Regions from separate parts of the Mus musculus genome. Here region 2 is linked to region 1. The links are chromatin loops, found by intact Hi-C in ENCODE. Cell type or tissue: heart. All regions are shown on one strand.

Evidence for each region. Peaks named below come from ENCODE experiments on the same cell type or tissue, not always from the same donor. Only the 100,000 strongest peaks of a DNase experiment are listed, where the experiment ranks them.
Region 2: it touches region 1 in a loop (2.4-fold over the local background); 2 of 42 quality-filtered maps call a loop at or near these places.

Annotation. Positions count from the first base shown.
Region 1 is chr9:119,560,609-119,568,608 of GRCm38, forward strand. Scn5a (sodium channel, voltage-gated, type V, alpha) reads right to left here and starts at 2,070. Exons shown (of 27, transcript NM_001253860.1): 1 at 1,744-2,070. The coding sequence starts at 2,016. In heart, no CTCF peak of the experiment used is centred here; DNase peaks (open chromatin) are centred at 1,233 and 3,243; H3K27ac peaks cover 2,370 bases; H3K27me3 peaks cover 2,430 bases.
Region 2 is chr9:119,089,647-119,097,646 of GRCm38, forward strand. Plcd1 (phospholipase C, delta 1) reads right to left here and starts at 3,856. Exons shown (of 15, transcript NM_019676.3): 1 at 3,712-3,856. The coding sequence starts at 3,745. In heart, a CTCF peak has its summit at 3,961; DNase peaks (open chromatin) are centred at 2,105, 3,285, 3,945, 4,945 and 3 weaker places; H3K4me3 peaks cover 1,731 bases; H3K27ac peaks cover 3,506 bases; H3K27me3 peaks cover 542 bases.

The DNA.
Region 1 (8,000 bases):
TCTGGGCTTTGAGGACCTCCCTTCGTTTCTAGAAGATATGCCTGTCTGGCATCATGGGGCAGGGGAGCTGTGAGATCTCAAGGCTGCAGAGCAGAAGCCGGAGGCAAAGGGAGCCAGCACACCAGAGCATGGCAGCCACAGGCTATGAGGTCACCCATCTTCACGGGCTGAGGGGATGGGACAAAGTCCTATTTAACCTTGGCTGCTGGGACACGGTGAGCAGAGAGGTCAGAACTAGGAGTTCCACGGGGTGCCAGCCTGCGAGACCTCAGGCGGTGTAGCCAGGGACGGCAAGAGAAACAGGATGGAACCCAGGGTACCCGGAAAACATCAAGCATCCCCAGATATATAGAGACTAAGAAAAGAGATGGCGTCCTTGGTGACCTGTTGGGGGGGGGGTCTCCTAAGCCCAGCCAGCCTGGACTCCATCTTAGGTTCACCTGCCGTGCTCACTACTGGTCTCGTCTGAGTCCTGCCTAGTCCTTTCTGTTCCCCTCCATGACCTAGACTCACCCTCAGCTGTGTCCCTAACCCTAATCCCAATTCTGTCAGCTCGGAGCAAGCACGACCCGAGCCTACCCACTCACTCACTCACAGCTCAGGCTCACATCCCACTCGGACCCTGCTCCAGTCACCTGAGCCAGGGAGAGGTCCTGGAGCCTCAGCCTAGAAGCAGGGCCCAGGTCGTCTCTCCTGCTAACTGTCTGTATAGATGGAGTGAGTGTGTGTGTGTGTGTGTGTGTGTGTGTGTGTGTGTGTCCCTTCGCACCCACAGCTGATCACACATGCACCTATGCATATGCACATACACACAGACGTGCACACTCAGGCTCTTAGTCTCTTAAACATTGTCTTCAACCACCATGACAGACAGACCGACAGACACATGCTACCCAGACCCCCACACTGACTGTACTTATCTTTCCAGTCCCGCTGGTGTTGCTCTGCGCTCAGCTTGAAGCTGGCCACAGGGACTCCCGTGGCCACCCTGGTCTCTGTTGCCTAGCCTTCCTGGAAAGGCCTTCCTCTAGATCCCAGCCTGTTCTCCTGCCATGACCCCCACAGTCAGGTCCAGAAGTGGACAGTTGTGTGAGCAGCCTGTCCCTCTGTAGGGGACCTGTGTGCCTGTCACATCATTAGTGCAGGGAAGGGCCTCTTGGAGAAACAGCACAACACTCCCTTCCCTCTCTCCAGGCAACAAGGGCAGCACAAGGCTTCCCCACACTCCATGCCTTAGCAGCCACGCCCTCTTCACCCCTCAGCCTTCCCATGACCTCTGTGGTTCAGGGAAGGCCACGAGGCCCAGGAGACTTCTACTGTGGCTCAGCCTGAGCCAGCTGGCTCAGAGGAGGATGCCTGGCTAATTCTCTGAGCTGCCAGAGGGACAGGAGGAACGCATGCAGGAGTTAGGAGGGGGACCGCTCAGGGCTTCATTCCAAGCGCCCACGCGTCTGGGGACAGGAAGGAATCCCCTAGAGGTATATGCCGGAGAAAGACAAAAGAAGGTAACATTTCAGTGGTCCTCCCACCCCTATGTTAGGGGCTCAAACGGCGTGATTTATGTCTGTATCCCAGAACTCCAAAATTAAGGTGATTGGAATACAGATTAATGGTGAATCACTCCCCCAAAGCCCAGGGGAGCCGGCCCCACACAGAACTCCACAGGAGCAAAGCTCCATCTGTCTGCTGCCTTCCCAGGAGCTACCCAAAGGGTGAGGAGGGTGCTGAGGGGGCGGCAGTCACCTTCTGGGTACTATAGAAAGGGTCCAGGTCTTCCAGGGGCTCCCCAATGAGCTCTCGGGGTGGGTTGCCATAGAGATCTGGCAGCTTTTTGGAGGCCTGTAGGTCCAGCTGGGGCCGGGGAGCCTCCTCCTCTGGCAGGCCCTCACGGCTCTCCTGTGAGGTGGCCGAACCACGGGCTTGTTTTTCAGCCATGCGCTTCTCGATGGCCGCCAGTGACTCCCGGGTGAACCTACGGAAGCTGCTGGTGCCCCGAGGTAACAGGAAGTTTGCCATCTTCTCATCCTGCTTCTGGGGGCACAGGCTCTCCTCAGGCTGCCTGGAAGGAAGCTGGGAGACAAACACAGGGTGTGATGGGGTGCCACGGCCGGAGGGCAGGGTAGTCAGCCAGCTAGGCCGATGGCGGGGAAAGACACAATCTGCAAAAGTGTACAGCCCACCCCATTCCCGACCCCCACTGCCAACCACTGCACAGGCGCATACGATTGACAGCGGCTCGGGTAAACGCTGATGCTCGCCTCCACTGAGGTGTGTGTGTGTGGGGAGGGTCCATGAAGTGACCCCCCCCACTCTTGCCCCAGTGTGTACGTGTATGCATAAATATCAGTGATCAAGAGACGGTGTGTCCTCATGAAGGGGTTACCCTGTCCACCACACACAAAAGTAAAAACACTTCAACTGACCCCCTTTAAGACATTTCCACCACAACCGGCTCCCTGGCCTCCACAGGGCAGGGATGGGAAGAGATGCCGTTCATTTTATCCCAGACTCAAACAGAAGGGCTTTTCTCCAATTAAAAGGTGAAGCATGCATACGTCAGGATTTGGCCCTGCACGGGACAGGGTCCCACCCCCCCTCTCCAGGGAACATTCCCAGCCTGAGTGGTGTCCAGTGCCCCCACAATCCCCATGCCCTCACACAAGAGGTGCAAATCAAACCTGAGGCATAGAGGCAGCAACTGGAGGCAGCATTTGCCCCCCAAGGGATCCAGGGTTTTCAGCAACGGCCGGCCGGACAGGAACACAAGAACTAGCATCCAGATGTTGGCATCTGGTGTGCCCAACTGTGTAGACCTCCATCTGAGGATCTCATAGGGATCCCCTGAGTGCAGCACCGTCCCTAGCTAGACTGATTCTAAAGACGGGAAATGTGACAGGTGGGTCTCTGGCTCATCACACCGTCCCCTCTTCTCCCATAAAAGGGGACATACAAGCGCAAACCCCAAGGGTTGTTTTTTCTTTCCCCCCCAGCACCGGAAGGCGGTGACCACTGGTGAAGAGGACTTCCAACAGGCATATGTGTGTGACGTCAAACAGGGAGAATGTGGCCCCTGGTGGCCTCAAAAGATTCAGAACCTGGTGCGAACACACTCTGTCTATGACAGCAAGGCAGAAGAATGCATTTCTGTCAGGCTCACCAAAACAGGATGTGGCCAGAGGGCTCCTGACTATGACACCAAGCCAGGAGGCTGCACCGCTAATTACCACATCAAAACCGGGAATGGCTGGGCACCGGCTCAAGAGGGCAGACTGGACACCTGCTGAAGATGTCTGCCAGGGACACACTCTCTTCCTGTCAGCCAAGGGCTTTGCCCTGAGCTCACTCCATGGGGCATGTCATTAGTGACCCCTATAAGCTTCTGTGACACCCATGCCAGCACACGGCCAACAAGGACCCCAACTCAGGGTGCCTGAGCACCACCGATGGCAGATAAAGGTCCTAGTGAGAATTCCTGTCTCAGAAAACAAGTTGGACAGCTCCCAAGGAATGACGCTGCTGCAAGCTGACCTTTGGCCTCCATATGGCTGGCACATATGTGTCTCTGCACTGAGACACACACACAGACATGAGCATATAGTTGTACGGTGTGTGTGTGTGTGGTATGTGTGTATGGTGCATATGTGTATATATGGTATATGTATGATGTGTGTGCATGTATATGAGTGTGCATGGTGGTGTGTGTGTGTGGTTTGTATGTGCACGTGTGGTATGCGTGTGTACATGGTATATGAGTGTGTATGATGTGTGTGTGGTATGTGGGTATGGTGTATATGTGTGTGTATATGGTATATGAGTGTATATGGTGTGTATATGATGTGTGTGTGTACATGATGTGTGACTCTGTACGATGTGTGTGTATATGGTGTGTGACTGTGTATGTTGTGTGTATATGATGGGTGTGCAAGCTGGTGTGGTTAGTATGTGTGTATGGTATGTGTGGTGTGTGTGTGTGGTGTGTGTATGGGGTCTATGTGTGTGTATATTGTGTGTGTGCTCATGTGTATGGTGTATATGTGTCTATATGTATGGTGTGTGTGTGTGTGTCTGTGGTTTGCATGTGCGTGTGTATCCCTGGGCCAGTACAGTACGAAATGAATGCCGTAGAACGAGAAAGACAGAGATTCCCTTTCCAACCTCCCCGTCCTTTTGCAGCTTCTTATTTGAGTCACACAAAGTTAAAGGACCATCTTTGTTAAAAATAGCAGGTGAGAGTAGGTCCCCACTTCATGAGAGCCTTTCCCTGTCTAGCCTCCACCTCTGACTGAGCAGAAGGCGTCTATCCGCAGCGCTTATCAGCAAACATGAATGGTGATTTTTCTTCCCCTAGCTGAGGAGAATTTGGGCCATTTTTAAACTTTCTTCGCACCTCCCCTCATTGCTTGAATCTGCTATGATGAGCTTGCAAAGCAATACAGCCATTACTCACTTCATGTAAGAAACAAAGAGCCCAGCCTGAGGACAGCGGGGCAGCCCTCTCCATGGTGAGCAATTGCTCCTCTGTAAACGGGGAAGCCACCCTTTAGCTCAGGATGATTTGCTAAAAATAGTGTTCTCTGGATCAGGGTATCCATCTGTGACCATACGCCTGCAAGGGTTCTGGAGACACGTGGAAGCCCAGGGACGCACACAATGGTGGAGTGTGTGTGTACAGGCGTGCACCCGCATATGCATCTGCCTCAGGAAAGATGTGTTTATAATTTCTATTGAAATGGGGGAATTCGTGCAAATGGATGCCAGGGCAGGCACAGGTGGGTGAAGTCTCGCCCACTGAGCATCTGTGCTAAGAAACACACCTTCACCCCCATGTGCCCCTCCAGAAGACAACATCGAGGGAGCCTCTCACTCCCTGGTGAGTTAGGCCTGTTTATAGAGTTTGGAGGTTCTTGGAGAGACAGAGAAATGATTTAGGGGAGAAGGGATGGCAGTATTTCCTTCATCTGTAAAGGTGTCGTGAACTGCTGTAACTCAGTGACTCAGGGACTCGGTCTCCACATCGCTGCTCCATATGTCGACGGTGCTCACCTCAGCACTACTGCTGCCCCCAACTTCAAGGTCGTAACGCTTCCAGTTCCTGCGTGATCCTATTAGAGAGGCCCACACACTATTGAAATTTGGTTTTTTAAGTCTACCAACAGCTTTATTCAATACAATTGATTTCCATTTTAATGCTATGTCTTAAAAACGGACACTGAGATCTCAGTGGGTGGAGGACCCCAAGATTCTGGCTCAGCCGCTGCTCAGTCACTGAGCCTGGGGTCCATCTTCCTTTGCTGTGGGTAGGAGGGTCCTCCAATTCATCCTGGGATCCACTGTGGTGGGTGCCAGCCTCTCTCTGGCTCACTGGTCTTTGGGGACATCCCTGGGCAGGGTTGGAGATCAGCTCTGCTGAGTCTTAAAGAGAGAAGCATAGCCTGGGGAGCCCAGCCGCCCCCACCCTTGACCTTGGCAGATTCTGAGTCCTGCTGGGTCCCAGAGTGAGAGACAGTACGTTAGGGGAGCAACCCCAGGAATCGCCTAAGGTGAAAGGACCGACTCTAAGCATTGCCACACCCTCTTGCCCCTCCACCCCAATCTGGCAAAGGGTTGTGGGTCCCAAAGGCGGGTTAGCACTCACACCCCGGGAGCCCCTGGCATCAGAGGCCTGCCTGAAACTGGATTCCAGATGAAGCTTCGCTGCCTCCCAGCCACCGCAGCCTCAGGTTCCAAAGTAAACTGGCCAAGAGTGGCCTTTGTGTTCTGGGCTACTCGCGGTAGGCGGGCAGGATCAGCTTTCTCTCTTGTTCTTCTGCCTGCACCTGGCTCTGGCCCCGCCCTTCCTTCGGTAGCTCAGAGCCCACACCCTGCTATGCCTGGTATAGCCCAGCTGCAGGATTACAGGCTGCCAGGACGAGGTGAGCCCCAGAGTGGTCTGAATGTGCTGAGGGTGTGGGGACATCCATGGCTGGGGAAGGCAGGAAGAAGACACAGTTGAGCCTCCATTGTTCAACTCCTGAGGCTGGGAGGTTATGGTCGATTTGGTTTCAAGATGGCAGTCCCCATTGCACAGCAGGACAGGTGTGCATGCCACTGCCTTGCTCCAACACAGCTTCCCCTCTGTTGGCATCTCAACACTAGTACTCCATCTGCTCTGGAAACTGGGGCAGGTTCTCCTAGCTGCCCCTTCTGCCTGGTGCAGTCTCCCCCCGTCCTGGCAAACCCACCACCACCACCAGGAGTCTACTCCATCCAAACTACATCCCTCTACCTCAGGTCACAGGAATATGTCTTCCTAAGTCCCACTGACTCTGGCGTTAGCGGGAGCAAATGGTTTGGCCTCCTCCCAACTAGTGTGTTCATCCTGGTACCTGTTCTGGCCATGTGCCCTGCACCTTCACCCAGTGTTTCTACTTCCTTTCTCAATATCACAGCCCTGGGCATGCTCCTAACCCCTGCTTGGAATCGCTGCTGTGATGGGTTAATATTGTCAACCTGACAGCGTTTAGAGCCTCTGAGCACACTCGTGAGGGATTTTCTACACTGAGTTAACTGAGGCGGGGAGACCCACCCTGAAAGCTGGTGGCATCACCCCAGGGGATAAAGTTCTAGACTAGATAAAAAGGAGAAAGGCAAACTGAACACCGGCGGGGAACACCCGGAGCCCCACCCCCGGGCCCGCCCCTGGGCCCGCCCCTCTCTGCTTCCTGACTGCGGATGCAATGTGACCAGTGACCTCTTGCTTCTGTAATCATTCCTTTCCCTCTGAAATGAGCTGTATCCCGTGAACTGTGAGCCAAAATACCCCCTTCCTTCCTTCCATTGCTTCTCTACCCATCATCACAACAGCAAACACATTAACCACGACAATGACCACGCCCCCGCACGGCCACAGACCACTCTTTCTACCCCAGTCTGTAACAGACATTAGGAGCACGGCCTGTGTTCAGTGTTACATCCCTTCCTCCTTCACACTTCCAACCTGGCCCTTTCCCCTTCTAGACTTTGTTGGTCACTCAGTCTCTGGGGATAAATTTGCCTTGCCCACTTGGCCCAGATGTCTAGCTTAGGGCAAGTCAGGGCTTCTGCCCTAAATGTCCCCCTAACCCTAACCCTAACTGACTTTAAGATGGAGATACTGTGCTTGCTCCCACTGTGCACTGGTCTTCCTGAGCCTTCCTGAATAGATGCGGCTCACACCAGCGGCCAAAGACAACTGAAATGAACACTCATCCTAGCAACCTAGAATGCAGCTGCAGCTAATGTCCCCTGTCCTCAGGGTAGGAGACCAATGTCAGGTTGCTTCATGGGTCCTGGTTTGCGTGGGACTTGGCTGGCTTTACCAGTGAACTCTCAGGATGCCTGACCACAGAGAGGGGAGGGGGAGACAGCTCTGGGTTCCAGCTCTGTGCGGCCCCTCCCTGCAGACTTCAAGCCCAGAGCCTGAAGGCAGGCTCACTCCAGCCTCCTGCCTGAGTCATGTCTGGCATTTTGGTCGTTGTGGAATCTGAGTCTCTGGAACCCAGCATGCAAAGAATATTCTTTGCCATGTAAATTTATGTGCAGCCCTCTGTGGAAGTGGCTCCCGGGCTTCCCAGGAAATCTCTGCCTGCTTCCTCTGTTTGGCACTTTCTTTCTCCTGCTTCCCGGTGCCATGACCTCTGGCTGGGTGACCCACCACCCTGGCGGCCATCTTACCTACCCAGGTTCACCTTTCCTAGCCCTGGCACTCCCCTGCTGCCTTTCCCTAAATGCTAAGGAAGAGGTCTATGGAAAGGTGCCTGTAAGAGCAGGAACTTACACCCCAGACAGGGAGGCCAGGACACCGTGGCTCAATGACATGTCACCATCCAGACCTTTGTCTTCCACGGGTTGTCATCAACCTTCCATCGGGTTGGTGGTGCAGGCCAAGCGGGATGTGACAGCCGCCACCCAAGACTTGTGGCCCCTGCCTGCATCAGGCAACTCAGTTTCTCCCTTCAGCAGAACATACCAATGAATACCTC
Region 2 (8,000 bases), 470 kb before region 1:
GCTTCACTGAAGCAGCAAGACTGAGTCACTGGCAGAGCCAGTTTTTTGGCACAGACAAGCACAGTAAAAACAAAAAGCCGAAGCACAGAGTGAGTAGGGTGCCACCGCCACACTGAAGCATGCGTGATGGATGAGCAAGGCAGTGAATGGAGACGAACTGAAATGTGGGCATGGGTGAAATGTGGACACAAGAAAGCTTTGTCTGAGGTAGGGGTGAGTAGAGTGCCCACGTTGTAAAAACAAACAAAAACAAAACAAAAAACATGTGAAGGGGTTTTGTTTGTTTGTTTGTTGGAGACAGGTTTCTCTGCATAGCCTTGGCTTCCTAGAACTCTGTCTGTAGACCAGGCTGACCTTGAACTCAGAGAACCCCCTGCCTCTGCCTCCCAAGTGCTGGGATTAAAGGCGTGTGCCACCACTACCCAGCTATATAGAGGTTCTTAGCCAAAACAAAGACTGCCTGGGCCCTGATGGGATCGAACCCCAATATGCTGTATTTTCTTTGAATTCTTAAGCACTTTATGTGATGATTTAAGATCACGACCCTAAGTTTGTTAGGGTGGCTCACATCTGTAATTGTAGTACTCAGGATTGTGAGGCAGGGGGATTGCGATGAGTTTGAGGTCAGCTTGTGCCACATAGTGAACAGGCCAGTCTGGGGTATAACGTGAGATCCTGTTTCAAAAACAAAACAAATAAAACCCTCCAAACAACAACAAACTGGAAACGACCCACAACAACAGAATGCAGTTCTGAGAAGGTCCCTACTCCTCGAGTGGCCTGAGACACAAAAGAGTTAACAACTTGGATCAATGTGTGTGTATCATGGGCCCAGAACCCCCAAAGCAGATAGCTTTGAAGCATAACTCCCATCAGTGGGGGGCAGGCCACCCCTACTTTCTGTGCTCACTTTTCTTGGGGTCCTTGGCTTCCGAAGTGACTTAGAACTCCCAAGCCCATTGATTTTGTTTGTCTGAGAGAGGATCTTGTGTGTCCTAGGCTGACCTCCAACACCCTGTGCCGCTGAGGGCTGCTACTTCTTGAACTAATGGTTGCCAACTTCCAAATGCTAAAATTGTAATCTTGTGCCACTGTGCCAGGCTTATAAGGTGCTGCGGACTAAACCCAGGAATGTGTGCCCGCCGAGCTACTTTGCTGAAGTTAAGTCCCCAGCCCCCACTAGTATTTTATCCTGGCAACATCCTCTGTGGAAAAATATATTGCAATCCCATGGATGAGAAAAGGGCTCAGAAAGGCCACAGCTACACAGCAAATGGCAAAGCTAGAGTTGGAGCCTGTGGCTCTAGGGGCTCCCTGTCCCTTTTACAGACTGCCGGCTCGGGCAATAGGGCAGGTGGGCCAGGTGCAGGGCAAGTCAGTGTGGTGACTGTCTTTAGTGAAGGAAAAGGTCCTGGGAAGTAATGTCTTTTCAGGGCCCTGCTGGGGATGCCAGTCCAGGCTTAGTTAAAATAGAGAGGGGTGGTGTAGGAGGGGAAGATGGCAACTATAGTATCAATTAGCAGGCTTCAGTGGTAGAAAGAGCCCCTTGGTCCGTGCATACAAATCCAGCTACATTTGCCCTTGATTCTGTCCCATCATCTAACCACTCTGCCAGACAATTCCCAGCTTGTGGGCACACGAGCGTGTGTGTGTGTGTGTGTGTGTGTGTGTGTGTGAGAGAGAGAGAGAGAGAGAGAGAGAGAGAGAGAGAGAGAGAGAGACTTCTGCAAGGAATTCAGGGGAGAGTGAGAACTCTACTGTTTGTCTGCACAATATGTGTCTTTATCCAACATCGCCTCTGTATGAGTAAGGACAGAGCCACGTGTCATCTCTTGGTGAGTCCACAGGTCTCCAGCTAATGGAGGGGACTGAGGGCACCTCTCCAGCAGACCCCCAACTGCCCAAGTCAGAAAGTGACCAGTGCTGTGGGACCTGCACTGTGGAGAGGAGTGCAGACTCCCCATCAGCTAACAAGTACAAGCCACAGTGACCACGCCCTCCCACAGAGACCCTCCTTGACCCCTCTCCCCTCCCCATCGGGTTGGCAGTGTAGGCAGGAGCTGCTTCTGGAGGTCACGGTGGATGCCACGCTTGAAGCGCTGGGCCCACAGGTCCGTCAGCTTGGCCACAGTGTACATTCCAGTCCTGCAGGAAAGGCTGGACTGAGTCACAACTCCAGGAGGCTGGGCTCAAACAGGATGGGCCAGGCTGGCCAAGCCTGTGCTGTATTAGACTGAGGCTCTGTGTCTTCCTGGGTACGGGAGATACCAGGGCTGACCCAAGAAAGAAATGGGACCAGGGTACAGACACTGAGGCCTGCTCCATGACCCAGGTTCCATGACACTATGGCGGTCAGAGGCAGCCAGAGGGAGGCGGCCAGGGGAGAGCCCGCCCCTCTCCACTGTGACCCTCAGAGCGGCCACCCTCTGTTCCCACCAGTCAGGAGCTGTAGGGGCATCTCTGACCTCTGGAGAGAATGAGGGAACAGTGGGAGGGGCAGGAACACAGCCCAACAAGGTGGCTTTTAGAAACCCAAGCTTACTGGGCCCCCACAACAATAAAGTCCAGGTCAACTGATGCAAAACAGGTTGGGGGCTGCCTGCAGGGCACACATCCAAGGGGGAGTGGAGCGGAGGACAGGTGAACACAAAAATCTACAGCCCAGGAGGCAAGGCGTCTTAGTGGGTAAAGGCAATTGCTGCCAAGCCCAGTGACCTGAGTTTGATCCTAGAACGCACAAGATAGAAGGAGATAACTGATTCCTGCAAGTTGTCCTCTGATCTCCATACACCCATACCCCCTCCAGCACAAGTACACGTTGTTTAATTAAAAAACAAAAACCAAGAACCTACAATCTCAGGGATACTCGAGTTAAGTGAAAAATACTGTGAAACCGTGGATCGATGTGAGAGGAGCAGGTATTGCTGAGCTAATAGATGACCTGGGGAGACACGAAGGAAAGACTCCCCACAGCCCCTCCCACAGAGTGTGCGTAAATACCACTTAGTTCCTTGCTCTTCCCTGGACGCTTCTAAGACAGGCAGCCAGGAGCCTGCGCTTTCCCTCTCTGCTAGAGGGACAGGCATGGGGAGAAGAGCTAGCCCAGATGGGAAGAAACAAAGCCGGCTGGACAAAGGACCAAGCTGCCAGGCGGTTCTAACTGAGATCTGGCCCAGTCCGACCAGGAGGGTCAGCAAAAAGACAGCGCTGCTCCTCCCAGCCCTGGCATCGCTTTTCTCTGTTCTGGGGAGCGAAGGCTGCCAGAACGACTTCAGCCAAACTTGCACACCTCCTCCTCGCCCCACCCATTTACACCCTCATCCGCCACACCCGCGCGGCCTGACTCGCTTCAGGCGCACCCGTGTTTTGGGGAGCCTCTGAATCGAGAGTTTGGCTAAGGATGCTGTCCCTTTCCTTCCCTGACCCCTTTGGTGCCATCTGGACCCAGGAGCCCAGCCTTTTATGAACAGGCTAAGGGGAAATCCCCGAGAGATGTCAGCATTGCTCCCCGATCTCTTGGGCCAGATTTGGGGGAAAGTCTGGAAACGCCCAAGGTTGTGTCCAGCGCGGGCCGAGGTTTTTCTGGGATCCCACAAGGGGACAAGGAGTTGGCTCTCTGGTGGTTTAAATGCGGCCGAAGGAGCTGTTATCCCTGCCGCCCGGGTGTATTTCGGCTTTCCCGAGGGTCTCCCCTACGTTCGGGACACTCACCGTGCAAGGTCAGGAAGTCCCGACCGGAGTCCATGCCGGTCGGGGCGCGCGGAGGAGGGGACGCGGCGTGATTCACTTGAGCAAAATCACCAAGCGGCCTGGGGTCCTTGCGCAGTCCGGTGCAGGGACCCAACTGAACTGAGATGGGAGGCGGCCGGGGGTGGGTCCAGAACACCGTACCGCCCCCCGGACCCGCCAACCGGCGCTTCTCCCCGCCCCCTCCAGGGGACCTGGAAAGGACGCGGTGCTGGGGGCCGGGAAGACTAGCCAACCCTGGCCGGGGCTCGGGCCAGCTGGGTGCGCCAGGGCCAGAAATAGTCAGATCCCTCCTGCTTCCTCCACCGCCACCACCCACAGGCCCTGTCATTACGGCGAGCTGCCGGCCCCACGCCCTGCCTGTGGGCGCCTGGCCTCGCCGGGGTTGTGGGTGATGTGGGAAAGAATCAGAATCGGGTCTTAGCGGGGACAGGAATCACTGCTAAAGCGGCTGATTAGCCAGGCAGTCTGGTCTGTCTTCTAAGAAATGCGTGCATGCACGGGCCCACATTGCCACGTTTGGGGAGAGTAATATCTAGATTTTTTTTTCAAGAGAGGGGCCCCTCTCTTTAGCTCTGAGAGACGTCTCATTTCCGGGGGTGTTGAAGGTGCTTTCCTTAAGGTAGGGGTAACAGCAAGCAGGTATAGGCCCCTCACTCCCTAATGAGGGGAGAAGACGGAGGCCTGCCGTGAGGCTGCCTGGGCAAGGGTCCCGATACTGGAGGCAGTTGGCCTGGAAGAGTCTAGCCGGGCTCTCCTCAGCTCTTTCTCTCCTAGCATTAGCAGGCCTCCGTGGCCTGTGAAGCATGGGCTGTCTCCCGATTCTGAGTGTTAAGGCTGGGTTTTAGAGAATCACTTGCCGTTCATGTACACCCCACCCCACCCGCACCCCCACAGTGTGGGGCTGGCACTCAGGCCTCCCACTCCCCACCCCCACCCCCGTCTTGATGCCCTAGGAAGGCCCCCCCCAGGTTTCCTTTCCACAAGCTGGGCGCTGTACTGCATGAAGAATGAGTAAGGCTCCATTGCAGACAGAGCCTGGGAAGGGGCAAATTGAGAAATTCCTTCCCTGACTTCCGTCTCTTTCTCCAAAGCCCTACTCTCCAGGTCTTCCCTGAGCCTTGGAACCTCCCCCCTCGGTCCTGTCCTGGAGCCTGGCAGGTATTCGCATCCATGAGTCAGGCCTCCTCTCCTACACCTGAGACCAAGAACTCCTGACACCAGCAGTTGGCACGGCTTCATCTCCAGAGTCATTTCTTCTTGTCATCTCCGTCTCCGAGTCCTGGGCTCCAAGCCAGGGCATTACCCACCACTAGGGCCTCTCCCTCTACCACAAAAGACCATGGCCGGGTTTATAGAACGCTCTGCTCCTGAGTACTCCAAGCTCACAGACACATATGTAGCTTCTGTTGCACGCATTGCAGCTCACTCATGTCCCCTCCCTGGCCTGGGGTTGCCAGGCAGACTTGGGGAGGCATGCTGACTCAAAGCTGTCCCAAGCAGCCAGGTTCTGCAGAAACAAAGAACGTCATGCTCAAGTGCTGACCTGCACCATGACACTCTTCCCATCCTCTTTCTTCTCCCTCTCTCACGGGGTGGGAGGCCCTCTGCTCTGTGCAGCTAGGTTTAAGTAGTGTGCCTAGGATGGTTGTGGAATCTGGTGGGGGAAGCCTTCCAGGGGCAGCGGTGTGGGCCTAGTCCTGCCCGGGTGCCACATATACTCTACTCAGAACCTTTGCAAACTCTCCTGAGACCCTGACTGCTCAAAGGGCCTCGGTGGTAGGCTTTCTTTGGAGCCTGAGACCTGAGACCTGTCCTCTATGGGCAGAGTTCCAGGTATTGTCCCACCCCCAACCCCTGGCTGCCCCAGTCTCAAGTGTCTGTGCAAAGGTGGGTGTGTGGGAAGGGGCTGGTGACTGTGGGCAGGTGAGAGAGGTCTAGTATTCCAGCCAGTACTAGTTCTGTTAGAGTCAGTTCCCTTGGCCCCCACGCTATCCCTCACTCCGAGGACAGCGTGGACATGTGTGCGCGCTATCAGCACAAGAATGCTAAATTTCAGGATGGTCAGGCTCCAGGGCTTGTCTTGCTCAGCCCCTCCCCCATGAAACTCAAACCAAGACCAGCCCAGGTGGGTGAGGCCAGTGAAGTTTATTCAGTGCTCTCCCTGTCTTTTAGAACCCAAGTGCCGGAGCATCAGGGTGAAGGGGTTGTGTTAAGTCTTGCCTCTACAATTTCCTGGTGTGAGAATCTGAGCAAGTCACTTTGCTTCTCTCTAACCAGGAACGACTGTCTGCTCTGGGGTAAACTGAAGATGTTGAGAGTGTGGCACTGATACTGCCTGCCTAGGGTTCTGAGCTAGAGTTCACCTGCCCACAGCCATTCTCTCGGTGGCCTATCTAATACATCTCTGTAGCCACAGAGGCTCTTGGTCTGAGGGCACACCCCTGCTTCTGTGAACGTTGGTGCAGCAGGTCCTGACCCAGGTCTAACAGCCTCAACAGGTGATGGGAAGGTCACCTGCCCCAAGAGACAGTGATGGCAAGGGAGACTCCTCAGACCATATCAGGCTGACGTCACTCCTGCGCAAGGATCAGATGCCAGCATGGGCTACAGCGTTGCAGCAGCCCTGGTAATCTCAGGCTAGCACGGGGCTCTTTAGGGTTTTCCTTTGTCCTTTTTCCTCTTGGTTGTAGCCTCCCCCAGCCTGAAGCAGGCTAGTACAGACCTTGTCACCACTGAGGTGGGGCCACCTGCGGTGCAGCTTTCCAATTTGGCTGGCTCCTTTTGAAGTGACAACTGCCCTGAGAGAGGCTGAACCTGTCTTCCTGAGACATTCCTGAATAAGCAACCAGCCTGGCGACCAAGTGCTGCTGGCATTACAGAATGGCTCCAGGCACCAAGAGTGGACTGGGGGGTGGGGGTGGGGGGATGGGCCTTCCCCCTTATAAGCACAGTCTCTTAATAAACTTGCAGAATTTGATCAGACAGACGTTTGTCTTGGCTTCATTATCTTTTTCTTGCCATCAAAGTCTCTTTCAGCCCCCAGCCTGCCTCCCAGGTGTACCCGGTTCATGTAGGCCACGGGCCGGCATACAATACTTGGTTTTATGAGGCAGGGTTTCCCTTTGCAGCTCCAGCTGTCCTGAACTTACTGAGATCTGCATGCCTCTGCTTCTGAATGCTGGGGCCAGGCATGCGCCACCACACCTGGCAATTGAGAATTTCTTTTCTGAGATTATATTAATCAGCATTCATAGGGAATGGAACTGCGTCGGCTTTAATGTGGACGTTCAGTGTTCTCCTTCGCTTACGCCAGCCGCGGTAGGGGAATTGCTTCATGCTTCATGAGTCTGGGGAAAATGTTCCATAGCTATCTCCTCTGACCTGAAAAGTTCCCTCTTGGAGGGGTTGGACGTCTCAGGAAGCTAAAGAAACTTGCAAGGCTCAGGAAGTCACAAAATTTACAAGGTCTCTCCAGGTTTCTCTAATCAGAGAACACATTGTCGGCAGAGGGAGAGGAGGCCCTGGTGAAGCTGCCTGCAAGCTTCAGGGAGTCGTAAGGTGACTCTTTATGAGCCCTCACGCAGGCTGCTGTGGGCTGGCTTCTCCGTGAGTGACCCAGTCGCCTTTGGCTCACCCATGACCCCAGTGAGCTTACTGGGCTCCCAAATGCAATCATTTCCTTAGTTTGCCACTGGTGCCATAACCGAGGTGAACAAAAAGAAGGTTGTTCGTGTGTCCCCAGGAAAAGCCATGTGACAAAGTCCACCCAACTGAAGAAGACACTAAAACCTGTGTCTGGAAACTTCTATTTTCTTTTTTCAATACGTATCTGTTAAGAATCTATCATCTGGGGCTGGAGAGATGGCTCAGCGGTTAAGAGCACTGACTGCTCTTCCAAAGGTCGTGAGTTCAGATCCCAGCAATCACATGATGGCTCACAACCATCTGTAATGAGATCTGACTCCCTCTTCTGGTGTGTCTGAAGACAGCTACAGTGTACTTACATATAATGAATAAATCTTAAAAAAAAAAGAATCTATCATCCACTGGGCACATAGAAACATGGAAATGATCGTCAGTGTTTAAAATACATAAAAAGAACCCTCCTGCTGTCATGCAGCTTAGATCTTAATGGAAAGAAAAGAGCTGCTGTAATAAACACAAGAAGTGATCCTGGTGGAATCTGAGTGACAAGGAGGTGATGTGGGAAGAGGCCGGGGTTATTGGGGCAGGCTTGTGTGGGAAGGTAA